Linked DNA regions of Homo sapiens: region 1 is linked to region 2. Evidence: read pairs that join two places in POLR2A ChIA-PET (ENCODE). Cell type or tissue: MCF 10A. All regions are shown on one strand. Links, peaks and the distances in the headings refer to the core of each region. The heading gives the core; the rest is flanking DNA.

Region 1 (15,452 bases), core at 6,750-9,249, 59 kb after region 2:
CCAAGCTGTATTTGACCAACTTGGGCAGATACCACCTAAGGCCGTGTCATAGGCATGTCCTTAACCTTGGTAAAATAAAATTTCTAAATTGATGGAGATCTGTCTCAGATACTTTTGGGTTCACAGAATGATACTGAGAAAATAAGAACGGATCTACGTTTTATCAATAAAATTTTAAACTTATATTAATTCATAAAATAAGATATGGTATATCTGTCTTTGTTTATAGTGCTTGTTTTTTCTTTTAAGTTTTTAATCTGTGTTTTGAAGGAAAATGCATGTGTCTGTTGCAGGTTTCTTATGAAGCATTGCTGGCAAGGGGACATCTGGCTCTTGTAAAATGAAATGAAAGGCAACATTTTCCAACAATTGTTAAGTATCAAGTACTTTGGAGTAGCTTCATCAGGATAGGATTGCTGTTGTGGGTTGCTTGGTTAATTCTAGAGTAGGCAGTAATGTAAATTTATATCAGCTATTTTGAACCTGTAATTTTGCAATAACTAGACCTTAAGACATGAAAGCGTAGTGGTTCAAATATGAATCATCATTACACTTCTTTCTAAGATCTGTTCTACAGTTTGAGTAGCTTTTCCACTAGAAGTGACACTCAGCGGGTAGGTGGGCTTTGAGTCCTTTTGTCCCACTAAAGTGAATCATAGCCATAAAAGTTTTGTTTTTTGTTTTTGTCTTTTTTGTTTTTTTGAGACAGAGTCTTATTCTGTCACTTAGGCTGGAGTGCAATGGTGCCATCATTGCTCATTGCAGCCTTGACTGCCTGGGATCAAGTGATCCTCCTGCCTGGACCTCCCGAACTGCTTTGGGATTACAGGAGTGAGCCACAATGTCCAGGCTCAAAAAGTTTTAAAATATGACTGTATACTATTTAAGATTACTCTTTGGAACCTTCATTGTTGTTTAGAAAATCTGATAATTTTTTAAAGCTATCAACAAAAGAGCTTAGAGCTCAGAATGTAAGAACTGTGCAGTAATTGTCTCCTAAATTTGGTACTAATCATATCCTTTCACATATTATATTTAATTCTCGGCTTTGCTTCGAAAAGAAGACGAAACACTTGGAGAGAGTTTAAAGGAAAGCCATAAAAATGATTAAAGGTTTGGAAAACAAGCTCTGTGAGCTTCGGCTTAAAGAGGCTTTTCTTATTCTGCCAGTGGCACAGAATGTGAGCCCAAAGTAGAGGAAAGCTTTCAAATGAAAGACAGCTAATATCTTTGCTACCATATAGAAAGAATTTAAGTTAAATATTAAATATCCTCACAATGGGATGATTTACCCAAAAGACCATCAAAAAGCACTGTGCAAAGAACAATTAGAAATAGGGTAGATTTTTGGCTGGGCATGGTGGCTCACACCTGTCATTTCAGCACTTTGGGAGGCCAAGGCGGGAGGATCACCTGAGGCCAGGAGTTTAAGATCACCCTGGCTAACATAGCAAGACTTTGTCTCTATTAAAAAAGAAAAAAGAAAAGAGTAGATTTTCAACTGGTGGTGTTACAGTAGATAGTAGATGTGAGCAGGGCAGGAGAGGGCCCCTCCCACCCCCACAGGGAATGTTAGACAACCATCAGTTGATGATCAGATAGTTGTTAAGCTGTCTCGCTAAAGTAATAATTGGTCACAGCTGGTACCAGCGAAAGGCAGTCTCCCAGTAGACAGAAACACCAGAAACTAGAAACTGGTGATGGGCGGCTTCCTGATAAGATCTCAGGAGTTAGGTGAGTGGGCTCCAGCATGCCCACTAAGAGGCAAAATGGCGGAGTATAACTGGTATATGACCTTCTTCTAGAAGCACTCAACTGGTAAGGAAAGGACGCCTCAAGTGAGCATGTGTACAACTCCAGTAAACGTACTGTGCATGCGGCCCCTCCCAAGTGCTGGCAGGCCACTGTGCATGTGGACAGCCCACTCCAAGGGAAGAATCAAGGGAGAAGAGACACAGACCCCGGAAGAATGCTGAGGTAGAACACCCCAAGTCAAAGGTCAAATCACACACTTGAATCTCTCAAGTCATCTTCTTGGCCCTCTTCCAAGTGTACTTTACTTCCTTTCATTCCTGCTCTAAAATTTTTTTTTGGAGGGGACGGGGGACAGAGTCTCGCTGTGTCGCCCAGGCTGGAGTGCAGTGGCTCAATCTCGGCTCACTGCAAGCTCTCCCTCCCGGGTTCACGCCATTCTCCTGCCTCAGCCTCCCGAGTAGCTGGGACTACAGGCGCCTGCCACTACGCCTGGCTAATTTTTTGTGTTTTTAGTAGAGACGGGGTTTCACCGTGTTAGCCAGGATGGTCTCGATCTCCTGACTTCGTGATCCACCCGCCTTGGCCTCCCAAAGTGCTGGGATTACAGGCGTGAGACACCGCGACCAGCCTCCTGCTCTAAAAGTGTTTAATGAACTTTTACTCCTGCTCTAAAACTTGCCTCCGTCTCTCTCTCTCTTTCTGCCTTATGCCCCTTAGTCAAATTCTTTCTTCTGAGGAGGCAAGAAATGAGGTTGCTGCAGACCCATCCAGATTCACTGCTGCTAACAGTAGGTAGGAGAGAGCTTTGGCCTATCTGATGCCAAGTAAAATGTAATCAACGGCCTCTTGAAATTTCTTTTGGTTTCATGATTCTAGGATGATTTTCATTTGTATAAGTGAATGGCAAATGTTATGCTACAAATGGTGAGATCACAACCACAAAGTGGCATTCAAGATCTCAGTCAAACCCTGATGATATAGAGGAGTATTAAACCTGTTGCTAATCCAGTAAATATGACTGGATAGTGATAACGACAATATTGACAAAGAGTCCAGTTCTATTGTTGCTTAGGCCAATTCATTAATGATTAGAAAATATAAATTCCCCAGCTGGGTGAGGTGGCTCATGCCTGCAATCCCAGCACTTTGGGAGGCTGAGGCAGGCAGATCACCTGAGGTCAGGAGTTTGAGACCAGCCTGGCCAACATGGTGAAATCTTGTCTCTACTAAAAAGTACGAAAATTAGCTGGGTGTGGTGGCAGGTGCCTGTAATCTCAGCTACTCTGGAGGCTGAGGCAAGAGAATCCTTGAACCCAGAGGCAGAGGTTGCAGTGAGCGAAGACCGTGCCATTGCACTCCAGCATGGGTGACAAGAGTGAGACTCTGTCTCAAAAGAAAAAAAAAACAGTAAAGAAAAAGAAAAAGAAAATATAATCTCCCCAATTGCAGCTTGGCTTCATTGATAGCTCTATAAAACTCGAGAGAAATCATAGGAAATCATGCTTACTATAGGTTTAATTGTTGCTATGGTCTGAATGTGTGTGTCTGATATGATGAGGCTTTGTGTCCACACCCAAATCTCATCTCAAATTGTAATCCCCATGTGTTGAGGGAGGGACCTGTAATTCCCACGTGTCAAGGGAGGGAGGCGACTGGATCATGGGGACAGTCTCCCCCACGCTGTTCTCATGATAGTGAGTTCTCACAAGATGTGATGGCTTTGTAAGCGCCTGGCATTTCCCCATTGCACTTCTCTCTCCTGTTGCCGTGTGAAGAAGGTCCTCATTTCCCCTTCACCTTCCACCATGATTGTAAGTTTCCTGAGGTCTCCCTAGCCTTGTGGAACTGTGAGTCTATTCAACCTCTTTCCTTCATAAATTACCCAGACCCAGACCCAGGTAGTATATATATAGCAGTGTGAGAACGGATTAATACAGTATCCCCCCGCCAAATTTAAATGTTTAAATCCTAACTCCCAAGGTGATGGTATTAGGAGGTACCCAGACCCAGGTAGTACATTTATAGCAGTGTAAGAACAGATTAATACAGTGTCCCCCCACCAAATTTAAATGTTGAAATCCTAACCCCCAAGGTGATGGTATTAGGATGTAAGGCCCTTAGGAGATGATTAGGTCATGAGAGTAGAGCCCTTGCGGATGGAATTACTGACTGTGGTGTAATATGAAATGTATTTGGCCTTTGTCTCTGGTTCCTGTTACAGAGCTCTAAAACTTAGAATTTCCCTAGTGTCTTTTGTTATTGATAATGAGCCCCTTTGATAACACCTGAGTTTATGCTGACAAGATGACTTAGGGTGGGGTTCCTAGATAGTTTCATCACGGGGCTGCTAACCAGAAAGAACACATGATTAGAGGAGTAGAGGGTCAGAACTTCAGACCTACCCACCAACCTGCAGGAAATGGGGGCCACTGGAGATTAAACTTTATTTTAAAAACTTTTTTTGAGACAGGGTCTCACTCTGTTGCCCAGGCTGGAGTGCAGCAGTGCAATCAGAGCTCACTGCAGCCTCAACCTCTTGGGCTCAAGTGATCGTCCTGTCTCAGCCTTCTGAGTACCTGGGACTACGGGCATGCACCGCTATGACTGGCTAATATTTAAAATTTCTGTAGAGATGAGGTCTCCCTAACAGGTTGCTCTTGAACTCCTGGGCTCAAGAAATCCTCCTGCTTGTGCTTCCCAAAGCACTGGCATTACAGGTGTGAGCCACTGCACCTGGCCAAAAAACTCTCAAACAATGATATTTTATGAGTTCCAGGTTGCTGAACACTTGGAGGTGCTGGGAGCGAGGGTGCTCAGAAAGGCCATGGAAGTTCTGCACCCACTCCCCCATACCTTGCCCTCTGCACTTCTTCATCTGACTGTTCATGGTATCCTTTAAAGTAAGCTGGTAAACGGATCTAGAACTAGAAATACCATTTGACCCAGCCATCCCATTACTGGGCATATACCCAAAGGATTATAATCATGCTGCTATAAAGACACATGCATGAGTATGTTTATTGTGGCATTATTCACAGTAGCAAAGACTTGGAACCAACCCAAATGTCCATCAGTGATAGACTGGATTAAGAAAATGTGGCACATATACACCATGGAGTACTATGCAGCCATAAAAAAGGATGAGTTCATGTCCTTTGCAGGGACATGGGTGAAGCTGGAAACCATCATTCTGAGCAAACTATTGCAAGGACAGAAAATCTAACACTGCATGTTCTCACTCACAGGTGGGAATTGAACAATGAGAACGCTTGGACATAGGGTGGGGAACGTCACACACTGGGGCCTGTCGTGGTGTGGGGGGAGGGGGGAGGGATAGCATTAGGAGATATACCTAATGTAAATGACCAGTTAACCAGTGCAGCACACCAACATGGCACATGTATACATATGTAACAAACCTGCATGTTGTTCACAGGTACCCTAGAACTTAAAGTATAATAAAAATAATAAATAATAAATAATAAAAAAAGCTGGTAAACATAAGTGAAGTGTTTTCTGAGTTCTGTGAGCCATTTAGCAAATTAACGAAACCTGAAGAGGGGGTGATGTGACCCTCTGACTTATAACCTGTCAATCAACAATACTGGAGGCCTGGATCTGAGATTGGCTTCTGAAATGGGGGCAGGCTTGTGGGACTGTGCCATTAACCTGTGGGATCTCACACTATTTGAAACAGTGTCAGAATCAAATTGAATTACAGGACACCCAGTTGGTGTCCACTGGAGAATCGCTTGGTCTATGAGGAAAAAACTCACATATATCTGGTCACGAAAGTGTGCCATATGGAGTATGAACGTAGAGAGAAATTTTTTTCCTTTCTTTTCTTTTCTTTTTCTTTTTTCTTTTTTTTTTTTTTTTGAGACGGAGTCTCCCTCTGTCACCTAGGCTGGAGTGCAATGGCACACTCACTGCAATCTCCACCTCCTAAGTTCAAGCGATTCTCCTGCCTTGGCCTCCCCAGTAGCTGGGATTACAGGCATGCACCACCAAGCCAGGCTAATTTTTATATTTTTAGTGGAGATGGGATTTCACCATGTTGGCCAGGCTGTTACCGAATTCCTGACCTCAGGTGATCCACCCACCTCCGCCTCCCAAAATGTTGGGATTACAGGCATGAGCCACCGCGCCTGGCCTTTTTTTCCTTTATAGTGGCTTTATAAAAATGATTTGAAAGTGCTCCCTTGCCCTCTTCACCATGTGAGGACACAGTGAGAAGGTGCTCTCTGTAGAGCAAGAAGTTGGCCCTCACCAGACAGCAAGTCTCTTGACTTCCCAGTCCTCAGAACTGTGAGAAATAAATTTCAGTTCTTCATAAGCCAACCAGTTAATGGTATTTTGTTATAGCAGCCCAAAGGGACTAAGGTAATTATGAAGACTAATAACTCAAAAGCACTGTTATGGCAATTTTAGCAACTAAGAAAAATTGCCTAAGATCAGAGCGTCATAAACTAACATGTTTCTTTATCTGCAGAGTCCTTTACTTGATATTAATTTTGACCATGTATACTCTTGGTGACTGTGAGGGCTCACCATGATACAGATGATAAGCTGTACAAACATGCCCACAAGTGTTCACTGTGTGAGCAAGAGTGAGGAACTATGTATACTCAGCATTTTCTGGATTTGCTTGGTATTAGAAATATTGGGGTTTTGTTTTGTTTTGTTTTTATTTTTCTTAGAGACAGTCTTACTCTGTCGCTCAGGCTGGAGTGCAGTAGTGTGATCATAGCTTACTGTAGCCTCAACCGACTGGCTCAAATGATCCTCCCACCTCAGCTTCTTGAGTAGCTGGGACTACAGGCATGCACCACCATGCCCAGCTAATTCGATTTATTTTTTGAGACAGGGTTTCACTATGTTGCCCAGGCTGGTCTTGAACTCCTGGACTCAAGCGATCCTCCAGTCTCAGTCTCCCGAAGTGCTGGGATTAGTGAACCACTATGACTGGTGGTTTGTTGTTGTTGTTGTTGTTTTCCCCTAGAGACAGGTTATTGCTCTGTCATCACCCAGGATGGAGTGCAGTGGCCCAATCATAGCTCACTGCAGCCTTGACCTCCTGGCTCAAGAGATCCTCCTGCCTCAGCCTCCTGAGTAGCTGGGACCACAGTCAGTATTACAAAGGTAGGTTTGAAATGAAAGTCTGTAGACACATCTCCTGTCCTCAAAAGAACAAAATATACCAAAGAAACATATATTGTATTTGCTAGTACGACCATACTGTTTATTATATAAATACTTTTTTAAACCAAAGTTTCTATACACTAGAATTTGGGGGAAGACATAATATCAAACAAAGAAAATTCAAAATTTCACTTTAAACATTACTTTGACAGTAATATAAGTATTTTGCCAAACTTTATTAACCTAAACCTAATAATGAAAAAAGTAGAAAAATCAAGAATGTGGGACATTGTTTAAGACTATTGGGAAAAATGTCATTATCATAGAAATATTTTTAGACAGAAAAATTGTTGTAGATTAAGAATTAAAGAGAAATAATCAAATGCAATGTACAAATCTTGCTTGGAACCCAGATTCAGAAAAATAAAACCCAGCTCTAAGACATTTTTTAAATAACTGGAGAAATTCAAACATAGACTGTATATTAGATAATATACAACTAATGCTAATTTTCTTGTTTGATATTATGATTGGTTATATAAAATATATCCTTATTCTTAGACAATCTCTCTCCCTCTCTTCCTCTCCATATGTGTGCATGTGTATAAATAGCCAGCTGAGGCTGGGTGCGGTGGTGCCTGCCTGTAATCTCGGCTGCTTGGGAGGCTGGGGCAGAAGGATCACTTGAGCCCAGGAGTTCAAGGGTGTAGTGCATCCTAATTGCACACGTGAATGGTCACTACACTTCAGCCTGAACAATATAGTAAGAACCCATCTCTTCTTTGTTAGGCCACCATGCCCAGCCTGTAATTTTCTTAATAACTTGAATACTGCATAAAGTTCATCTAAACGAACTGCCCACTGAATCAATCCAAATTGACTAATAGAGACGGGGTTTCACCACGTTGCCCAGGCTGGTCTTGAACTCCTGAGCTCAAGCAATCCACCCACCTTGGCTCACAAAGTGCTGGGATTACAGATGTGAATCATTGTGCCTAACCTACCATTAGACTTGTGACTTGTAATTGGTCAATCACAATCCTTACCATGTTCATTTGTGATTTGCTAGATTGGTTGGAACTTGAATAATTTATATTTGGATTAGAGAATCGCTCTGGAATGCCACAAACCTGTTTTGCTTTGCTGATTAAATTCTTTGTTGCATGTTTTGCAAAAGGAATCCAGCTAAATTACAAAATGCTACACACCCAGTAAATGCTTCAGAAACACAAGTTGCACAGAGCATTTTATTTCTTCTCAGGAGCCACCTGAGTCACCAGATGACTTGTTGGGTCTTGAGAGCCTGCTTGAATAGAACAGGCTTGAGTTGTCAGAGAAATTGTTTGTGGCATGTTATTTCAAATAAGGTTCAATACATGTTTTATGGATTTTTTCTTTTAATACAAATAATGCAAGATATTTTGGTAAACTTTTATTATTGAAACAATATTTAAATTATTTTGCTTTGTCATATAGGGATTGAACAATTTGGAAGAGTTGGGACTGCTAAAATATTTCAGGGAGCATGCAATGCATTCTTGCAATAAGAGGCAAAACATCACACAATGTCAAGAGAATGCCCCTCTCTATTTTGTGAAAGGCAAGTTCAAAGATTTTCTGAATAATCACCAAGGATACCTAGCAATTATGATACGGTTTCTTTTCAGGGGCAAAAGCAACAAGCCTTGTGCCATGGATATATTTGTAGCTAATTATTTGTTACATAACATGATATGATATAAATCAGATTGGGGTATAAAATTTTCACAGAATGTATTCAGAAAGGCCCACTCTTATACATTCAGGGCTTTGGTGCCCCATATTGTTGAAAGGTTGCAGGGAATTGACTCATTAACTGAATACCACTTCACCCCATGGGTCAGTTGACTTTAGTGGATTACGAACAACTTGAGAATTAATCACAGTAAACAAAGTGAGTGGAATTTTCACTCCCCTTGACTCTACTTTCATGGTTCTTTGCCCTCTGTTATTAGGTATTGTGTGGGTTTTATTCAAAGTTGTATATGTGTCAACCTCCCCCTCAGGATCATACAAAATCAGGGACGATGTTCTACCAGTATTTTCTTTATCAGAGGCTTTTGTATGTTACCTTGTACAGACAGTCGTTGACTTATCATGGTTCGATTTAAATTTTTCAGCTTTACAGTGCTGTGAAAGCAATACATGTAAGTAGAAACTGTACTTCAGGGACCCATACAACCATTCAGTTTTTCATTTTCAGTATAGTATTCAAAAAATTACATGAGATATTCAATACTTTATCACAAAATAGGTTTTGTGTTAGATGATTTTTCCAACCATAGGCTAATATAAATGTTCTGCACATGTTTAGGGTAGGCTAGGCTAAGCTATGATGTTTGGTAGGTTAGGTGTATTAAATGCATTTTCAACTTACGGCATTTTCAATGTATGATGGGTTTATCAGAAGGTAACCACATCATAAGTGGAAGAGCACCTGTACATACAAATGCCTCAATAAATGTTTATTGGATTAATTGATTGGGGGTTGAAAGATATGAAGGAGTCAAGAATGATTACATTTCAGGCAAAATACATTGACTGGGCAATTGACACAAAGATGGGGTAAGATAAATGCATTCTGGTACCATTTAGAGCAGATTTAATATCATTCACATTATTTAGGAGCAAGTGAAAATGGCCCTTTGGTGTCCTTTTACCCTTCCCTCTCTTGTTCTCTTCATCTTTAAGCTTTGTACTCGTGGAAATAATTGACTATTGAGTTTCTGAGGCTGCAGGAAATGCTTAGAAATGACTGAACCCGTAATCCAAGTGAGCCGAGAGACCTTTGGAAGAAATATTTTTTACTCATTTTTTTTTGAGACAGGGTCTCGCTCTATTGTGCAGGCTGGAGTGCAGTGGCACAATCAGGGCTCATGGCAGCCTCTTCCTCCTGGACTCAAGTGATCCTCCAATCTCAGCCTCCTGAGTAGCTAAGACTTACAGGCAAGCACCACCACGCCTGGCTGATTTTTACTTCTTTATTTTCTGTACAGATAGGGTCTTCCTAAGTTGCCCAGACCGGTCTCAAACTCCTGAGCTCAGTCAATCCTCCCACCTCGGCCTCCTAAAGTGCTGGGATAATAGGCATGAGCCACTGTGACAGACCTATCCATGCTTTTTTTTTTTTTTAAGTTATTTTTTACTTAATCGTAGCTACTAAACTGTTTCGGAAAAGTTTGAGCCGTATTTCTACGAGAACAGCAACCTGCTAAAAGCATTGCCAGAAAGTCAGACCCCTTCCCCACCCCTGCCCAAACCCCCCGCTCCCCCCTGGGCCCCAGGTCCTTAGGGGTCTTGCTAGTGTCAGCCCTGGCCCCTCACCTTGTTTCTGTGTGGAGTTAAGGAATGTTTCCTGAAAGAAGATGTAAATAATTAGGGAGATTCTTCCTTCTCTTTCCACCTATTCCTCCTTACCCCAGACAATCCACTAACACCTTCTAGAGCAACAGAAATTTAAAATTAACAACTGACGCCAACTTCATGGAGTCACAGGCCAAAATTTCATGCATAAAAACAATACATCAAGTTCCCAGAGCACTTCCAGATAATTATTAGAAAAATGTTTCCTTTACCTTATTACTAGGACCACTCAGTCCCTATAAATAGGATTCCATTCAAAAAAAATCACTGAAAGGCAGGCGCAGTAGTGTGCACCTGTAGTCTGAGCTACTAGAGAGGCTGAGGCAGGAGGATTGCTTGAGGCCAGGAGTTCTAGACTGTCCTGTGCTATGATCATGCCACTGGACTCCAGGTTGGGAGACATAGGGAGGCGTGTCTTTAACCAAACAAACAAGCAAAAACAATCATCATTTCCAAGTAGGAAGTGTAATGTGAGCTGTAGTGCCCTGCCTAGGTCCCTAGCATCATTTCAGGACTAAGGGACTCATTCCACAGCTGCTGGGAATGCTGGTACTGACAATTTCCACCTGAGAGAGTGAGAGCCCTAGAAAGCCCAACCCCAAAGGCCACATTTTCTTTCCACCACTCTGGGGCATTGAACCACTCAGTGTATAAAGGACTAGACACCCCCACCTCCAATTTTGGACTACTTGAAAGGGCCAACCCAGACAAGTCTGGGGTACTTGCACAGCTCCCTTTCTCTGATACCCACCCACCTTTCTATCCACAGGGCTTGGCTCAAGCCATGTTTGTATCACATGACTTCTCCCCTGGCCAGGTCACATGGTGCAACTGGGCCAATCCAATGCTTTCTTCTGGGAATCTGGAAAAAGGCTTGAGAAAGTTAATCTCTGCCTGATACATGTGGCGAGTGTGAGGGGCCTCAGCCTGCCTAGTGGACTTGAGAAGGAGCAAAACATGGTCCCAGAAGACAAAAATGAAGGTATTGTGAAAGAAGCCAAGATGAGAGAAGAACCAACTACATAATTTGTTACATCCAATGCAAAATGAAAGGCAGAGCCCCTTGTTCAAAAAGCAGGACAAAAGTACTTTTAAGGAACTAAAATATAAAGCTCTTTCCTTTCTTCCATGGTCTTTCAGTTTGTTCTGGTGTGTTTTATTTGCTATTTGATGCTATTCCAGGTAAAGAAAAATTGAAATTCGATTTTCAGCAAGAAACGGGGTCTTGCTGTATCACCCAGGATGATCTCGAACTCCTGTTCTCAAGCGATCCTTCTGCCTCGGCCTCGGGAAGTGCTGGGATTACAGGCGTGAGCCACTGCGCCTGGCCTAAAAAAAATTTTTTTAATTAAAATTATTAGTATACATTTTACCATTTGTCTTGTGCAAAGTCAATCTTTCTTCTTTCTTCCAGGGGGGACGCTTGAATTGATTTTATGGAGCCGTAAGGCATTAAAGATACCTTTTTGTCCATTTTATAACATGTTATCGTTTCTTCTTCTTTGTTTTTAGCTCTAAAACAAATCCTAAAGTCCGTAATTACCAAGTAAGTTACTACTTTTATAAGTTCTCATTTAATACTGCCCTATGTTTTCTAAAAGTTCTACAGTGAGCAATCATTAATTTCTTATAATTAGATCTAAAAAAATAAAAATAGCAGCCAGGCGCGGTGGCTCACGCCTGTAATCCCAGCACTTTGGGAGGCCGAGGCAGGTGGATCACGAGCTCAGGAGATCCAGACCGTCCTGGCTAACACAGTGAAACCCCATCTCTACTAAAAATACAAAAAATTAGCCAGGCATGGTGGCGCGCACACCTGTAGTCCCAGCTACTCGGGAGGCTGAGGCAGGAGAAGCTCTTGAACCCAGGAGGCAGAGGTTGCGGTGAGCCAAGATCACGCCATTGTACTCCAGCCTGGACAACAAGAGTGAAACTCCGTCTCAGATGAATACATAAATACATAAATAAATTAAAAAAGGCTACTCTGCCTATGGGGTAGTTCTGCTCTGCCTATGGAGCAGCCACCCTTTTATAAAAAATGAAAATAAAAAATAATAACAATAAATTTTGTTTTGATAAATGAGTAACAGAAAAGCCCTTCCCTCAACCCTTGTTTCTTGGTCATCTGTACTACCTATTTTTCTTTTTGTTAAAATTGACATAAATTCACATACCATAATGTAATGCCTGTTTTCAATGAAAATATGAGAACATTAACTTATATGTAGAATCATTGAAATTATATAATTCATCTTTTTTAACTGCTACATGCAGATATATTTTGTTCTTACCAGAACTGCATAAAACTAACTCAAACGTTTTTGTTTCACTTCTTAATATGTGCACATTCTGTCAATACTCTCTTCAGTTTACTGATTAGTAAGGAAAGACTAAAAGGAAAAGGAACTACGAGTTGCCCCATCTTCCCCTTTCCTTTAATGTCCTCATTGTTGAGGGTGTCAGCTAATATACGGAAATAATACAAGAAAGGATATGATGGAATTCATTGGTTATCCATATTTCTTAGAATGCTGTAGGGGAGCTACAATTTCTCCTTTTTCCTATTACCCAGCTAGTCCTAAGAATTAAACTGACATAAGACCAACTAACAGGAGAAAAGTATACAGATTTAATGTGGTAACATTTTCACAGGAGCTCCCACAAGAAAAATGAAGACCCAAAGAAGAAGTTAGGGACAAAAGCTATATACTGGGTTGGACCTAGAGGAGTAATTTGTGAAATGTGGCAAGACAAAGGGGTCTGGGCTAGGGCAGTTAATTGTTGAAAAGTGGCTAGGAAAACAAGGCATAGTTTAACAAGGTGTATTTGAACATATTTCTCTGGGCCTCAACTCCCTGATTCTGGTGATATCTTCCTCCTGGTATAGGGAAGACATCTTTTACATAGGAGTTTTAGTTACTGCTTTCAGGAAGAAAAAGAGAAGGTCAGCATGCCTTTCTTGCATCTGCTGCTTTTCAAGTGCCTGTAACTCAAAATAATCAGTATGTGAAAGTGGCATATTTCGGGGTAGCATGCTCTGAACCCTTTCAATGCCATGGCCATTGTCTGAACTGCATTGGAAGCAAGTTCTGGTCCTAAGAAAGTGTGGTCCACCAAGGCTGTCAGCACCTCTGCTTACTCAGTCCCAGATATAACATGCGTTGAGTCTTGCTCAACTCCCGTCCATGGTGGATTTGTCAAAATTCTGTGCTCATGGGCAGCACAAACACAACATGTGAGCTAGGGTGAACTGGAGCCCATGGTAGACATGCATATTTTGTGTATCTCCTCTGCTTCACACACATGTTCCATGGGCCCAGCAGAGTTCACTTAGAAAATACAAGGTGAAAGGTATAATTATGAAGGCCATGGAGCATTAAACCAAGCATGGTGCCCTAGTAAGCCTGGAGCCATGTGCGCCTGACAAGTCATGCTTCCATGATGCCACCCAGGGTGCAAAATGGAAAAAGAGATGTGATGGTTCCCACACCCATTTCTTCTCATTAGTAACATGGGACACACCTGTAGTGTTACAAGTCCAAGGGTGAGCTGGTTTTGTACCTTTCACTCAAGGGTCTTAATGAATTTAATTACATTCACTCAGTGACTTTTGTTTTTCCAAATCGACAGGTCTGAATCATGTTAGTCTGTTTTTAAATGGAAAGCCCTTCTGATAACTTGAATGCTTTGTCATGATCCCTTCCTGTAACTTCTCCAGGCTCACTTTTTTCCCCCCTAACCAAGGGCTGTGAATGTGGGAGCGCACTATCCTAGGCCAGGTGCAGAGACAAACTAGCTATCCTCTGTGCTATTCCATTTACTTGACTTTTGCACGGCAGCTGCACACTTTTTCATCTTTCAAGAGTTACAAAAACCAAGAGCTCAGTCGCTGGTGCCTGGCTGTCTGGATTTGAATCTCATTTCCACCATTTGCTTACACACCTGCATGCTTCAGTTTCCTCATCTGTAAAGTGGGAATACTATTAGGTTGGTGCAAAAGTAATTGCAAAAACCACACCTAATAAAAGTCCTTACCACAAAAGGTTGTGAAGATTAAAAGAGTCACTATATGGAGCATTTAGAATCTTGTCTGATAATACTAAGTGCTATTCATGTATTTGCCATTTTTATTCCTCCCCCACATATAAAGGTCTTTATTCTTTTTATAGTAAAAAGTACACACCAAGTATAAACTTTTAAATTGAAAACTTGGCAAGAAAAAACATCACTCATAATTCAGGAATTGACCATTGATGGCTTTTTGTTTTGTTTTGTTTTGAAGTACAGGTGGGGTCTCCCTATGTTGCCCAGGCGGGTCACAAACTCCTGGGCTCAAGTGCTTCTCCCACCTTGGCCTCCCAAAGTGTTGAGATTACAAGCGTGAGCCTCCATGCTCAGCCCGTTGCTAAAGTTTGATGTATCTCTTCCCAATCTTTTTTCTTTCCTATGCACACGTGTTTTTTTTTTCCTTTTTCTGAAACTGGGAATAAATATACATGATACATGGTAGCCTCATTTAGTTTCACTATATGCTATAAATATATTTTCATTGTTACAAAATCATTTTAATGCCTGTATATTATGTCATGGCATAGGTATACAACAATTTATTAAGGAAATTCGATTTTGAAAACATTCGGGGTTGGGTGCAGTGACTCATGCCTATAATCCCAGCACTTTGGGAGGCTGAGGCAGGTAGATCACTTGAGGTCAGGAGTTTGAGAGCAGCCTGATCAACATGGTGAAACCTCATCTCTACTAAAAAAAAAAAAAAAAAAAAAAAAAAAAAAAAAAAAAAAAAAAAAAAATCCGGGCATGGTGGCACACGTCTGTAATCCCAGCTACTTGGTAGGCTGAGGCAGGATAATCGCTTGAACCCAGAAAGTGGAGGCTGCTGCAGTAAGCCAAGATCATGCCATTGCACTCTAGCCTGGGCAACAAGAGCAAAACTCTGCCTCAAAAAAAGAAAAAGAAAAAAGAGAACATTTGGGTTTCTAGTTTTTCAGTGTTATAAGCCATATGATGCAAACAGTCAGTTTGGTGTATATTTCTATAGAATATATTTTTCATCTCTATATATAGGTCCCCAGGTAATGTTTAATCCTTCTCTTAGGTTATATTTGATAGCTCAGAGTTCGTCAGTTTACAGACTT
Region 2 (14,761 bases), core at 12,062-14,561:
GCTCAGAGGCCCCAAATCACTTTTCCTTTGTCGGTATTATTAAAAGAAAAACTTCAGACAAATTAAATTTAAAAGAGATTGATTGAGTAAAGAATGATTCCCCAGTTGGGCAGCTCCGAGAACCAGAATAGGTTCAGAGCAACTCTGTTTGCTGTCACATGGTGGGATAATATTTATGGACAGAAAAAGGAAAGTGACATACAGAAAATGGAAATGAGGTACAAAAACAGCCACGTTAGTTACAACGTATTTGTCTTATTTGAGCATGGTTTGAACAATTGGCCATCAGTGATTGGCCAAAACTCTGTGATTGGCTCAAGAGTAGGTTACAGTCTGTTTACACATCCAGTTAGGTTACAGTTCCCTATTTTTGGAGAACTTTTAGTCCAAAGTTAAAAAATAAAAGGAGGCAGCTTTAACATAATTTAACCATATATAAGCCTAAATTCTATTTTTTTGTTTTTGTTTTGTTTTTTTTTAGATGGAGTCTCACCGTGTCACCCAGGCTGGAGTGGAGTGGCAGGATCTCGGCTCACTGCAACCTCCACCTCCTGGTTTCAAGAGATTCTCCAGCCTCAGCCTCCTGAGTAGCTGGGACTGTAGGTGCATGCCACCATGCCCAGCTAATTTTTGTATTTTTAGTAGAGATGGGTTTTCACCATGTTAGCCAGGATGGTTTCGATCTCCTGACCTCATGATCCTCCCACCTCAGCCTCCCAAAGTGCTGGGATTACAGGCATGAACCACCGCACCTGGCCCTATAAGCCTAAATTCTAAACACTCCTTTGAGTTACTCATTTCTGGGTATTTCCTTGTGTTACATGTGCAAATACACATGTTGTTACCAGTGGCAAATCCAACAGGTCTACAGCGAACTCAATCCTTGCCTCCTTGGAGGAAAGAATTCAGCCACAGGGCAGAAGTAGTTTCAAGGCAGAGGGAGAAACTGAGGCAAGTTTTAGAACAGGAGTGAGAGTTTATTGTAAACTTTTAGAGCAGGAATTCAAGGAAGTAAATTTCAACTTGGAAGAGGGCCAAGACAGTGACTTGATTGATCCAAGTGCCCCATCCAGCCCTTGACTTGAGATTTTATACACTGGCATTTTCATTTCTCCTCCCCTGATTTTTCCCTTGGGGTGGGCTGTCTGCATATGCAGTGGCCTGCCAGCACTTGGGAAGGGCCACATGCACGGTGTGTTTACTAAAGTTGTGCACATGTTCATTCCAGGTATTTTTCTCTTAGCAGTTAACAGTTGAGCATTCCTAGAGGAAGGTCATATACCAGCTGAACTTTGCCATTTTGCCTCTTAGTGTGCATGTGTGAGCCCACTAATCCAACTTCTGAGATCTTATCTGGAAGCAGCTCATCATCAGCTTCAGGTGTGTTCTGTCTACTGGGAGACTGTCTTCCCTGGCACTGGCTGTGACCAAGTGTTATTTTAGAGAGACAGTTTAACAATGGCCTGACCATCACCTGTGGTCACCTGACACTCCTAGGGCGTGGGGGTGGGTGGCTCTCCTGTCCTGCTCATGTCTGCCTAACTACCTACTCTAACTATGTTAACAAATTTCACTTGGTTTTCCTCTTATTAATCTCTTTTGTTACAAAGACTCAGCCAGGAATCCAGAAGGATGAAAGGAAGAAAGATTTTTCTTCTCTTCTAGTGACAAAATTAAAGCTGAGTTTTTGTCAACCTAAAAGGAAGAGGCTGTGGCACGAGACATAATTTAACGAGTTTTCTTGAGTCAAAATGAGGACAGTTGCCTGGAAAACTCAAAACCAAGTAACCTTGGATATCAGCTCATTGGGCCTTTGTTAGAAACAAGATTTTAAAAGCAAAAAAGGGGAATAGGCCAGGTGCTGTGGCTCATGCCTGTAACCCCAGAACTTTGGGGAGGCTGAGATGAGAGGATCACTTGAGGCCAGAAGTTTGACACCAGCTTAGGCAACATAACAAGAACCTATTTCTACAAAAATAATAAGCACAATCTTAATAATAAAATTACCCAGGCATGGTGGTGCATGCCTGTAGTCACAGATACTTGGGTGGCTGAGACAGAAGGATCATTCAAGCCCAGGAGTTCAAGGCTGCAGTGAGCTATGATCACGCCACTGCACTTCAGCCTGAGTGACAGAGTAAGACCCTGCCTCTTAAACAAAAAAAAAAACAAAAGTGTCCATTCTAAACATGGTTTTTTGTTTTTTTTTTAAATCATTTCAACTTTTATTTTAGATTCAGGCAGTACATGTGCAGGTTTGTTACATGGGTACATTACATGATGCTGCAGTTTGGGTATAAACAATCCCTCATCCAAGTAGTGAGCACAGCACCCAGTATTTAGTTAGTCAACTCTTGCCTCTCCCTCTCCCTCCCCACCAGTGGTCCCCAGTGTCTGCTGTCACCATCTTTATGTCCATGAGTACCCAACATTTAGCCTCCACGTATAAGTGCAAACATGCGGTGTTTGGTTTTCTGTTCTTGCACTAAACATGGTTTTGATATTTTTAGGCCAGTTGAAACTATCAATAAAGGAAAATATAAATAAATGTTCAAAATGGAAACTTGTCAATACTGTTTTCAAAAGTACCTATAATTTTCATATTTTGAAATAAAATCTTGATATTAAATACACCATTGCAAAAATATTGAGATAAAATATTTGCATGAATAAAGAAAAGCAAAACCTATTAATACATAATGATAAAGTACTATGCCAGCGTTAAAATAAAAACTTGAGACAAATTAAATCAACAGAGCTTAACTGAGCAAAGAATGATTCATGAAGGGGGCAGGCCCCAAAATCAGAACATGTTCAGAAAGACTCTGTCATTACAACCAACAAGTAGTCAAACAACATTAATGCACAGAGAAAAGGAAATGAGGTACAGAAACAGCTCCATTGGTTGCAACTCAGTGCAGCCTTATTTGAACCTGGTTTAAACAGTTAACCACCTACGATTGGCTGAAGCTCGGCTGCTCTGATTGGCTGAGACTCAGCTATTTGTTACAAAACCATACTTATAAATTAGGCTTTCGATTTGTTTACATACTGAGTTAGACTGCAGTTTGTTATACAGAACTGGTATGGAGGCCTCTAAAGCCGAAATTTAGTTTGATTTAACACCAGTCTAACAATCAATATTAAAAGTAATCTGAAATTAGAATAACCATAAAACAGAAGCTCAGGATTAACCTGAAGGCAAAGCTATAAACCAGGTTAAAAGCATATAAATTAGTCTTGTAATTCTAAAGATAATAATTATAGAAGTAGCTGACATTTACTGAATGCTAACTCTACGCTTGACATGTATTCATTATAATGTTATCTCTAATACAATCTTTATAATCACCCTCTGAAATGGAGTTTCAATAACTATTTCCATTATTCAAATGATGAAGCTGGGTTAAAGATATTAACTAACTTACCTAAGTTAGATAAGTCCATACTTACCTAACTTACATGTACTCGTACAGTGTATACCTAATACAAGTATGGGCCGGGCACGTTGGCTCATGCCTGTAATCCTAGCATTTGGGGAGGCCGAGGCAGGCAGATCACATGAGGTCAGGAGTTTGAAACCAGCCTGGGCAACATGGTGAAAACCTGGCTCCATTAAAAATACAAAAAAAAAATTAGCTGGGCGTGGTGGCGGATGCCTGTAGTCCCAGCTACTCCGGAAGCTGAGGCAGGTCAATTGCTTGAGCCTGGGTGGGGGAGGTTGCAGTGAGCCAAGATCATACCACTGCACTCCAGCCTGGGCAACAGAGCAAGACTCCATCACAAAAACAAAACAAAATGAAACAAGTATCCTTGTACTAAGTGCTTTAGCCACAATTTGAATCCCAACCAGCTTGACTACAAAGACCTCTCTCATGAGTAAAATAATTTGGGAGCAAGATATGATCATTATAGCCTCCAATTACTAAGCATCTAATACCACATAGCTTGAGAGTTACATAGGGCTTAGCATAGTGCCTACTATCCTCCAGGCAGTCAATATTTGTTGAATGAATATTTACTTCCTACTTCCAAAAAGCATTTCCTTATATTGTTCTTAACTATTCAGCACATTGGTGTGGCTAGCCCAGGGTACCTTCCCATCTAGATAAAATGAGAGTCGCAGTGACCGAGATATTCTTCCTTGGCTCTCTTGGTTCTAGGCTTCATGCAGACCACTCACTGCCCGTTTCTTCTGCCAGTGCATTGCTGCAATAGTATACTGTTTGGATGAGTTACAACTTTCTTCACATTAATTACTCTGATTAACTCCTACGAAGGTTGTGCTTGCAGTATAGCTCCTCTGACTACACTAGGAAGTCCCCTTCTCCTCAACAAGGATGTTAGTGGCCCTTTCTTGGGGTGGGCTATCTTTACCCTTCCCTGCTCTGACCCATTTATGATGATTCTTTAATTTCAGAGGATTGGCCTCATCCTTAAATCCCAACTATAAGCCTTATATGGAGCTTCTAGTCCACTATAATGGGCTGGGCTTTTTTGTTTGTTTGTTTGTTTGTTTTTTCCTTTCCTTTTTCAAGAATTGGGGTGAGGCTTAGTCATTTACTTTTAAAGACTTAGTAAGTTAGTAAAGTAAAATGGGTGAATTAGTAAATATTAGAGAGGAACATCTAATTTTAAGCAGAGCAGATGACATACAATTATTCTAAAAGAAAAACAAGAAGGGCAGCGGAAAAGAAGGAAATTTAAAAATAGAGAAAGAGGAAGAAGACCAGCAAGAGCCTAAAGAAGCGAAATCTGTGAAACCTAAAAAGGAAAAGTTTTTACGTATTGTTCTTTCCGAAGAAAACCAGGGTTTGTGTTAAAGGCCAGACTTTCGAGATGTTTCTGATATACTAAAGAACAAGTAAGAATGGAAAGGAGGCAAGGCGCGGTGGCTCACGCCTGTAATCCCAGCAGTTTTGGGCGCCCAGGCGGGTGGATCACGAGGCAGAAATCAAGAACATCTTGGCCAACATGGTGAAACCCTGTCTCCTCTACTAAAAATACAAAAATTAGCTGGGCATGGTGGCATGTGCCTGTAATCCTAGCTACTTGGGAGGCTGAGGCAGGAGAATCACCTGAACCCAGGAGGCAGAGGTTGCAGTGAGCCAAGATAGCACCATTGCACTCCAGCCTGGGTGACAAGAGTGAAACTCCACCTCAAAAAAAAAAAAAAAAAAAAAAGAAGAATGAAAAGGAATGGCCAGGTGCGGTGGCTCACTCCTGTAATCCCAGCACTTTGGGAGGCCGAGGCGGGTGGATCACCTGAGGTCAGGAGATCGAGACCATCCTGGCTAACACGGTGAAACCTCCTCTCTACTAAAACACAAAAAATCAGCCAGGTGTGGTGGCATGCACCTGTAGTTCTACTTATACGGGAAGCTGAGGCAGGAGAATCGCTTGAACCCAAGAGGCAGAGGTTCAAGCCGAGATCACGTCACTGCACTCCAGCCAGGGCGACAGAGCAAGACTCTGTCTCAAAAAAAAGGAAAGGAAATAGAAAAATAGCAGCCTTATCAAAATATAGAAGGTTCAGCAGCTGTGTACACCTGTTGAGAAGCTGATGGGGACCGGAATCCTAAATTATTGCAACAGTTAATTCTACTTTTGTATCTTTTTATATCTTTGTCATGGGAAACGAGTTAATGTGTATTTTATTCACTTTATTCCCAGATACTTCAATATTATGATATATTTTTCTTCTTAAAGATATTTTACAGCCAGGTGCAGTGGCTCATACCTGCAATCCTAGCACTTCGGGAGGCCAAGGCAGGAGGATTGCTTGAGGCCAGGAGTTCGAGACCACCCTGGGAAACATAGTAAAACCCCATCTCTACAAAAATTAAAAAGAAAAATTTTAAGTAGCCAGATGTAGCCAGGCATAGTGGCAGGCGCCTGTAATCCCAGCTACTTGGGAGACTGAGTCAAGAGAATCACTTGAACCTGGGAGGCAGAGGTTGCAATGAGCCAAGACCTCACCACTGCACTCCAGCCTGGGTGACAGAGCGAGACTCCATCTCAAAAAAAAAGAAAGACAATTAGCCAGATGTGGTGGTATGTGCCTGTAGTCCCAGCTGCTCAGGAGGCTAAGGTGGGAGGAACATTTGAGCTAGGAAGTTCAGGCGGTTGAGCCATGATTGTGCCACTGCACTCCAGCCTGGGTGACATATCGAGATCCTGTTTCTAAAAATATATGCAGATGTTTTATTTTAAACATCTGTGTGTGTGTGTGTATGTGTGTGTGTATTATGTAAACCATTTCTTTTTTGTTTTTTATTTTAGTAATTTTTTTTTTCATTTTTACTTTGCAGGAGCAAGATCTAAACCATTTCTAATAAATGAAGTTAAAGAAGACTGTGATTTTTATGCCAAACTCCATTTTTCCCTCTTCTTGGGAACTGTCTGGATGGTATTTTCCAGTTGGATGTGCTGCACGTGACATGTTCTGGAGAGAGCAGAAGTGACAGACGCCACCTCAGCATGTGCACTCTGCTCCCTCTCATCAGACCAGACATGACTACAGACTGTCATTGTGCAGAAGGTGACAGTCCCTGGGGGGCAGAGCTGCCCTTCTGACTGCACTGCTCCCCTTGGAAGAGTTAAGTGAGAAAGAAAGAAACTTTTTGTTATAGCAGCTTGGCCTAACACAACTGTACTGTCTATGCTTGCAAGGTCACGTTGCCTTCCAAATCAGTAGAGCCATCGCGGCAAATCACACTCTGAGCAGTACTAGCTTCTGCCTACAGTCACGATCAAGAAAATGAACAGGGACCAGGTGGGGTGGCTCACACCTGGAATCCCAACTTTGGAAGGCTGAGTTAGGCAGATCACCCGAGGTCAGGTGTTCGAGACCAGCCTGGCCAACATGATGAAAGCTTATCTCTACTAAAAACACACGCACACACAAACACACACAAACACACGCAAATTAGCCAGGTGTGTTGGCAGACGCTTGTAATCCCAACTACTTGGGAAGTTGAGGCAGAAGAATCGCTTGAACCCAGGAGGCAAAGGTTTCAGTGAGCCGAAATTGCATCACTGCACTCCAGCCTGGGCGACAGAGCAAGACTACATCAAAAAAGAAAAAGAAAACAAGAAAGAAAGAAAGAGAAAGAGAGAGAGAGAAAGAGAAAGGAAGGAAGGAAGGAAGGAAGGAAGGAAGGAAGGAAGGAAGGAAGGAAGGAAGGAACTGGTAATGAAAAATCAGTCAGAGAATGACTTTATATTGACAAGTTTATATTGACAAGTTTAACATACATCTTAAATCTGTCTCTTCTTTGGCCTAGAATTCTGTGTAAGCAGTTACTGAGGTTTCGGTACCTACTGTTTATGGAGACATGAGCATTGTTTAGATTTAGTAAACAGCAAAAGCATTAACTGTTTATTCCCTTTAGGTCTAGTCAGTGCTTTTCAGCAAGATGGCAAAGGTAGCAAAGTAACAGCTAAGAATTTCCTGACTGCAGTTGTCCACTTAACTGTGGCATTTCCTTCTTCTTTCGTTCCTATTACATCACTAGTGTAGCTTGTATTTCACTGTGAGAAACAAAAAGCGTGAATGTTTCCTGTTTGTCATCAGAACTGAAAGCCTTATTTGAATTTATCTTACAAATTGACTGCAGAAGTGTCACATGACACATTGGTATAAATTCCCTTCACAAGTACCTATTTTGCACACCAGCTTTTTGTACCTATAAGCTAAGAAATACAACTACTTTGTCCATCCCTAAAATTATTCAAACAGACAACCTCTAATCTAGGTGGAACATTTGTTTAGACTCAATCATTACTTCAAGCATATATCATTAAGGCTAAATCTCTATACACTGACATTCTACTTGGCATCCTCACTTGCTAAAATAATTCCAGTTTCAAGTATAAAATGTCCTGTGTGTGTAGGTTTTTTCCCCTACTTTAACTGCTTTAAAATATAAAATTCATAGACCCCACAGGAATTAATTCATCCTTTGCTTTTTTCAAATTGTCAAAATCTACTTGTCAGCATATTAATGCAAGGGTATTTACTGACTCTATTAAACACTAATCAATATGAGAAAAAATATTTTACTCTAATGAAAAAGGAAGTTCAGGAGGAAGACTAACTTTCTTACCTATGTAGATGTAATATACACACATTAAAGAAGAATTAGGGAGAGAAAATTCAAAGATAACTGTCATATCTGTACCGGACGCATCTGTGCACACTTTGATTTGGAGTCTGCATGAGGACCTAATATTTGAATTCCCTTGTAATTACCGCAGCTTTGTGGACCAGAAAACTAATAAAAAATGTATAAACAAACTAGGTGTGGTAGCTCACACCTGTCATTCCAGTGACTTGGTAGGCTGAGGTGGGAGGATTGCTTGAGGCCAAGAGTTAAAGACCAGCCTGGGCAACACAGTGAGACCCTGTCTCTATATTTAAACATATATATATCAGCCATGGTGGCTCATGCCTGTAATCCCAGCACTTTGGGAAGTCAAGGTGGGTGGACTGCTTGAGGCCAGGAGTTCAAAACCAGCCAGGACAACATAGTGAGACCCCATCTCTACAAAAGAAAAAAAAAATTAGCCAGATGTGGTGGCCCACACCTGTGGTCCCAGCTACTCCAGAGGCTGAGGTAGGAGAATTGCTTGATCCCAGGAGGTCGAGGCTGCAATGAACTGTGACTGCACCACTGCACTCCATCCTGGGTGACAAAGAGCAAGACCCTATCTCAAAAAGGACATAATTAAAAATTTATAAACAGGCTGGGAACAGTGGCTCATGCCTAATCCCAGCAACTCAGGAGGCCCAGATAGGAAGATTGCTTGAGCCCAGGAATTCAAGACCAGCATGGGCAACATAATGCTAGCTACTCAAGAGGCTGAAGCAGGACGATTGCTTAAGCCCAGGAGTTTACGGCTGCAGTGAGCTATGATCACGCCACCGCACTCCAGCCTGGGTGACAGGTCAAGATCCTAGCCCTAAAAAAAAAAATACAATAAATAAAAAAAAAAAGGTATAAATAGAAGAAAGACAACAGCAGGGACACACTATGAAGGATTATATATGGTAGGGAGGAAACAAAATATTAACTAGGCCATGACAAATCAGCTCCAATTTTGAGATTTAATATAGCCAACCCATTTGTTTTCTGAATATGTCACTGCACACACTCAGAGATCCCTTAATCAGACAAATCCAGGATACCACTAAACAATGAAAAAAGAAGACAAGGCAAGCAGCAAAAAAGCACTCTGGTTGACCAAAAACTAAAGCTTAAACACATTACTTACAGCAGAGCATCACAGTTCTGAATTAGAAACTCATTTCTAGTATGACAGGTTGTGTTATTTAAAAAAGAGAAAACCATTTCTTATGATTTTAGAGTCAATTCTGACAAGCACATTGATTAGTGTCTCTAACTGAACATAGAAAATCATAGTGGGAATTGAGGTTGGAAAGTGACAATGGTAAGAGCTTTTATAATGCGAGGAAGTAGACAGGAAAAGTATAATCACAAAGATAAAATTCCCAGCACTAGCTGGGCGTGGTGGCTCAGGCCAGTAAACCAAGCACTCTGGGAGGCTGAAGGGTGAGGATCACTTGAGCTCAGGAGTTTGAGACCCCATCTCTACCAAAAATAATAATAAAAAAATTAGCGAGGGAGAGGTGTGGGATGGTGGCATGCACCTGTGGTTCCAGCTACTCAGGATGTTGAGATGGAAGGATCGCTTGAGCCCGGGAATTCAAGGCTGCAGTGAGCCATGATCATGCCACTGCACTCCAGCCTGGGCAACAGAGTGAGATCCCATCTTGAAACAAATTAAAAAAAAAAAAAGTCCTAGCACTCTGAGATCCCTTTAAGTACAAATGAACTGTCACATTTCAGCCATCTGCAAGCACTAAAGCACTAAATGATTAAACCATATTTAGTTTTTTTGTTTTTTTTTTGAGACGGAGTCTCGCCCCGTTGCCCAGACTGGAGTGCAGTTGCGCTATCTCAGCTCACTGCAACCTCCGCCCCCCGGGTTCCAGCGATTCTCCTGCCTCAGCCTCCCGAGTAGCTGGGACTACAGGTGTGAGCCACCACGCCCAGCTAATTTTTGTATTTTTTAGTAGAGGCAGGGTTTCCCCATATTGGCCAGGCTGGTCTCAAACTCCTGACCTTGTGATCTGCCCACCTTGGCCTCCCAAAGTGCTGGGATTACAGGCGTGAGCCACTGTGCCCAGCCTCATATTCAGTTATTTTATAAAGAAAAATTAGTACACCATAAATTACTTTTTTTTTTTTTTTTTGAGACGGAGTTTCACTCTTGTTGCCCAGGCTGGAGTGCAACGGTGTGATCTCAGCTCACTGCAACCTCAACCTCCCGGGTTCAAGCGATTCTCCTGCCTCAGCCCCTATAGTAGCTGGGACTACAGGCACCCGCCACCACGCCCAGATAATTTTTCTATTTTTATTAGAGATGGGGTTTCACCAATGTTAGCCAGCTGGTCTTGATCTCCTGACCTTGTGATCCGCCACCTCGGCCTCCCAAAGTGCTGGGATTACAGGCGTGAGCCACCGCGCCCGGCCTTTTGTTTCATATTTTACACAAAAAGGAACTGTTCAATTATTTAGAAAATTCAATTGTGAGAAACAAGGCTAGATAAGGTTTTACTGTAAGTTAACTGATGACAGTGAACTCTCCCTGACCTTTACTCATAGAATCATTGTCATTGATCTAATTTACAACAGGAAGAAATACATTTTTTTCCAACAGCTGTTCTGATCTGATTTACACTACTTGCCTTGGTCCCACTGACCAATGACATAAGCTTGCAGCCAGTATTATTGAACACAGCAGTCGTAACTCATGCTTGAAATCTGTTCAACATTTCCTTCTCAACCAGGCTACAGAGAAAACAGTCACACTAGGAATTGCTAGAGACTGGATGTGGGATGGCAGTGACCCCCAAAGCAAAACAGAGCAAGTCATTTTGGAGAAGGCAACACCTTCAAGATCACAGCAGATTAGTGAAGTTCTATTTTTAAATAATTACAGTTGACCTGGTTTCTCAAGATGTTTGGAAGATGACAGAAAGATAAAATCAATGAATTCTCATTTTTGGTTTCAAAAACCATTTTGTCAGTTACAGAATTCAATACTGCAATATCTTTTTCTATTATTTGAGTTTAAAACGCGCATAATTACTTTGTCATTAATAATTCCCAGTACCTTTAGAGTCAAGTTATTTTCATTTAATTTCACATTCTCCAACTAAATATTTTCCAAAGCTCCATTTCCCTTCAATTAATTCCTTCATTCAAAAATTTGGCGGGGTGTAGCGACTCATGCCTGCAATCCCAGCACTTTGGGAGGCCGAGGTGGGTGGATCACTCAAGGTCAGGAGTTGGAGACCAGCCTGAACAACATGGCAAAACCTCGTCTCTAATATTAAAAATACAAGGCCAGTCACAGTGGCTCACGTCTGTAATCCCAGCACTTTGGGAGGCCAAGGCAGGCGGATCACGAGGTCAGGGTATCGAGACCATCCTGACTGACATGGTGAAACCCCATCTGTACTAAAAATACAAAAAAAAAATTAGCTGGGCGTGGTGGCACGCACGTGTAGTCTCAGCTATTCAGGAGGCTGAGGCAGGAGAATCACTTGAACTCGGGAGGCGGAGGTTGCAGTGAGCCAAGATCATGCCACTGCACTCCAGCCTGGGTGAGAGCGAGACTCCATCTCAAATAAATAAATAAATAAATAATAAATAAAAATACAAAAAATTACTTGGGCATGGTGGCAGGCACCTGTAATCCCAGCTACTCGGGAGGCTGAGGCAGGAGAACTGCTTGAACCCGGGAGGTGGAGGTTGCACTGAGCCAAGACCACACAATTGCACTCCAGGTTGGGCGACAAAGCAAGACTCTGTCTAAAAAAAAAAAAAGAAAAAAGCAATTTACTGAGCACTCGCTCTGCTAGGTACTTGGGTTTGAACCCAGGGATTCAACAGGGAATGTGCCTATTGAGCTTAGTAAATTTGGGAAATCAAACTGAATTAAATGTCATCTAGTTTCTCAGTGCCTCTTTGAGATAGACATTCTAGGGATGTACAAAAAAATGACATCTGAACTTAGGATGTAACAAATAACTATTTAATGTGAACATGCTACATACTTGAATTTATCCAGTACATTTACCTACATATCAAATTATCAAACGTCCAAAGGATTACAATCTATTTTTCTTCCCTAATGCCTTTCTTCCACATGAGCACTAAATGTCATGGTAAAGTGCTAATGATTCTCAAAATGCAAAACTTGGAAAAAAATTGTATAACTTTTTTTTTAGGAAAAGCACATAAGATAAACTTGAACAAAGTAATGAAATTATCTCCAGATTTTCTTTTTCAAGGCTGAGTGTGTGATTCACACCTGTAATCCCAGCACTTTGGGAGGCTGAGGTGGGAGGATTGCCTGAGGCCAGGAGTTCAAGACCAGCCTGGGCAACACAGGGCGAACCCCCGCCCCACCGACCTCTATGAATAATAAAAAATTAGCTGAGCATGGTGGTACATGCTTATAGTCCCAGCTACTCAGCAGCCAAGGTGAGAGGCTAACTTGAGCCCAGGAGGTAGAGGCTGCAGTAAGCCATGATTGTGCCACTGCACTCCAGCCTGGGGGACACGACAACACCCTGTCTCAAAAATAATAAACAAAATGTTAAAATTAAATTTAAAAACAGGACTGGGCAGGGTGACTTATGCCTGTAATCCCACCACCTTGGGAGGCTGAGGCAGGAGGATCACTTAAGCTCAGGAATTTAAGACCAGCCTAGGCAACATAGTGAGACTACATCTCTACTAAAAAATTTTTTTAAAAATTAGCTGGGTGTGATGCTGGACGACCGTTGTAGCCCCAGTTACTTAGGAGGCTGAGGTATTCGGGAGAATCACTTGAGCTCTGAGGTTGAGGCTGCAGTGAGCCATGACTGTGCCATTGCACTCTAGCCTAGGTGACAGAGGGAGACCCTGTCTCAATAAAAACGTAAGAAAAAAGAAAAGAAATCAGGACTTGGAATCCTAATTTGAAAATGAAACAGAACACAGAGTAAGCTACCTAAAACAGTAATAGGCTTACAGAAGGCTTTTTAGGAATTCTTGTGTGTTCTACTCATACTTGTATAAAATTTTAAGCATCTCCAAATGTTATACAGCTCTAAATAAAGTGGAGAAAAGGGGTAGCCAGGTAATTCAAATAATAGAATTTCTTTCTTCCCAAATTACTTACTGAAGCCATGAAGCAAAACTTACCTACACAAAAATCCAGAGATCTGTGATTAGTAAACATTTAAACCGTTGACAAATTCTTTCCTTGATATTCAACGGCATCCTTCCAAGAATGTGGTTAACCAATGAACTCAATCAAGTTCAGTTGTGTCTATGACTGTGATGTCTAAATAACTGAAAAGTAAAATATCCAAAATAGCTGCTTTTCTTATGCATTACACATACCCCAACATTATGCACACAGGTGCACCAACTTAGTCCATTTGTGCTACTGCAACAAAATACCTATAATTTATAAAGAACAGAAATTTGTATTTCTCACAGTCTGTTGGCTGGGAAGCCCAAGATCAAGGTGCTCGCAGGTTCCACATCAGGCGGAGGCCCCTTCCTCACAGATGACACCATCTAGGTGTCCTCCTGTGGCAGAACAACAGAACAGCAAAATGGGCCTAAGCTAGTTGCTTCCAGACCTTTTTATAAAAGGCAACTAATTCATTCATGAAGACAGAGCGCTCATGCCTTAAATCACTTCCCCAAAAGCCCAACCTCTTAATACCACCATAATGGGGACGAACACATGAATTTGGGGTGGTGGGACACATATATTCAAACTATAGCATGCACTTTTCAACATCTTAAAACAGATTCCCGTGGTCTCAAGAGGCCAGACTAGACAAAAATTAGGGCATCTCTTTGGTTACTCTCTAAAACGTTAAACTCTATACTGAGAGTGAGTGGAATACAAAAGTATGACATTTAATTAGACATTCTGCTGGCTGACACAAAACTTGCACTTCCTTTTTCATTAGCCAATAGGTACAGCTATAACTGTAGACAGAAATTATAATTAGAAATAATGAGAGCAATTTCTTGGATTACTCCACTTTTAAATTATATTTTATTCAGACTTATCCTTTGAAATTACTCATGATTAGCCTATCCTCTTCATGTGATAATTTAGGAAACCTCTCTATTGCTGTGGCATCTTTATGGAAAAAAAAAATTGTGTACATGCATACATGCAAGAAAGTTTCCTACAAACATCACAATTTAAAAACCACTCTATCCAAAAAGGCATTGTAAAAGTATAATTTTGCATTTTATTCATTCATTCCATCAGCTGGGAATTGCTCTATTGTACAAATACAGTTTTGTACAAAAAAATCACAAAATGTTACAAAATAAAAAAAGTACAAACTGCATTACTTAATAAATATGACTAAAAGTAGTTAAAGTGGCAATGAGATTGATTTTAAGTTGGAAACATTGTTTGACCCAGCAAACCATACAAGCTCTGTTTACAGACATTTCTACATCAATACAGGGCAATCCTATTTTGCCTTTTGAAAGAATGTAAAGAAATATTAAGACAGTGTTCTCCTGCTATAACTGCCAAGGTTGGCTCCAGACATTTATGCCATTAGTTTATAAATCTCTTAGCTGGATTCAAGAAGTTATATAAAGCAGGAGGCTTATCTTGTCACAGAGTTTTATACCATGTT

Evidence for each region. Peaks named below come from ENCODE experiments on the same cell type or tissue, not always from the same donor. Only the 100,000 strongest peaks of a DNase experiment are listed, where the experiment ranks them.
Region 1: POLR2A ChIA-PET joins it to region 2 with 5 read pairs; 3 of 35 experiments call an interaction of 5 or more read pairs at or near these places.

Annotation. Positions count from the first base shown.
Region 1 is chr10:23,377,161-23,392,612 of GRCh38, reverse strand. No RefSeq gene overlaps it. Among named protein-coding and RNA genes, the nearest start is that of C10orf67, 40 kb to the right of the region's middle. In MCF 10A, for the core only: no CTCF peak of the experiment used is centred there; a DNase peak (open chromatin) is centred at 8,022.
Region 2 is chr10:23,441,755-23,456,515 of GRCh38, reverse strand. OTUD1 (OTU deubiquitinase 1) reads right to left here. Exons shown (of 1, transcript NM_001145373.3): 1 at 14,139-14,761. Among named protein-coding and RNA genes, the nearest start is that of OTUD1, 10 kb to the right of the region's middle. In MCF 10A, for the core only: no CTCF peak of the experiment used is centred there; no DNase peak of the experiment used is centred there.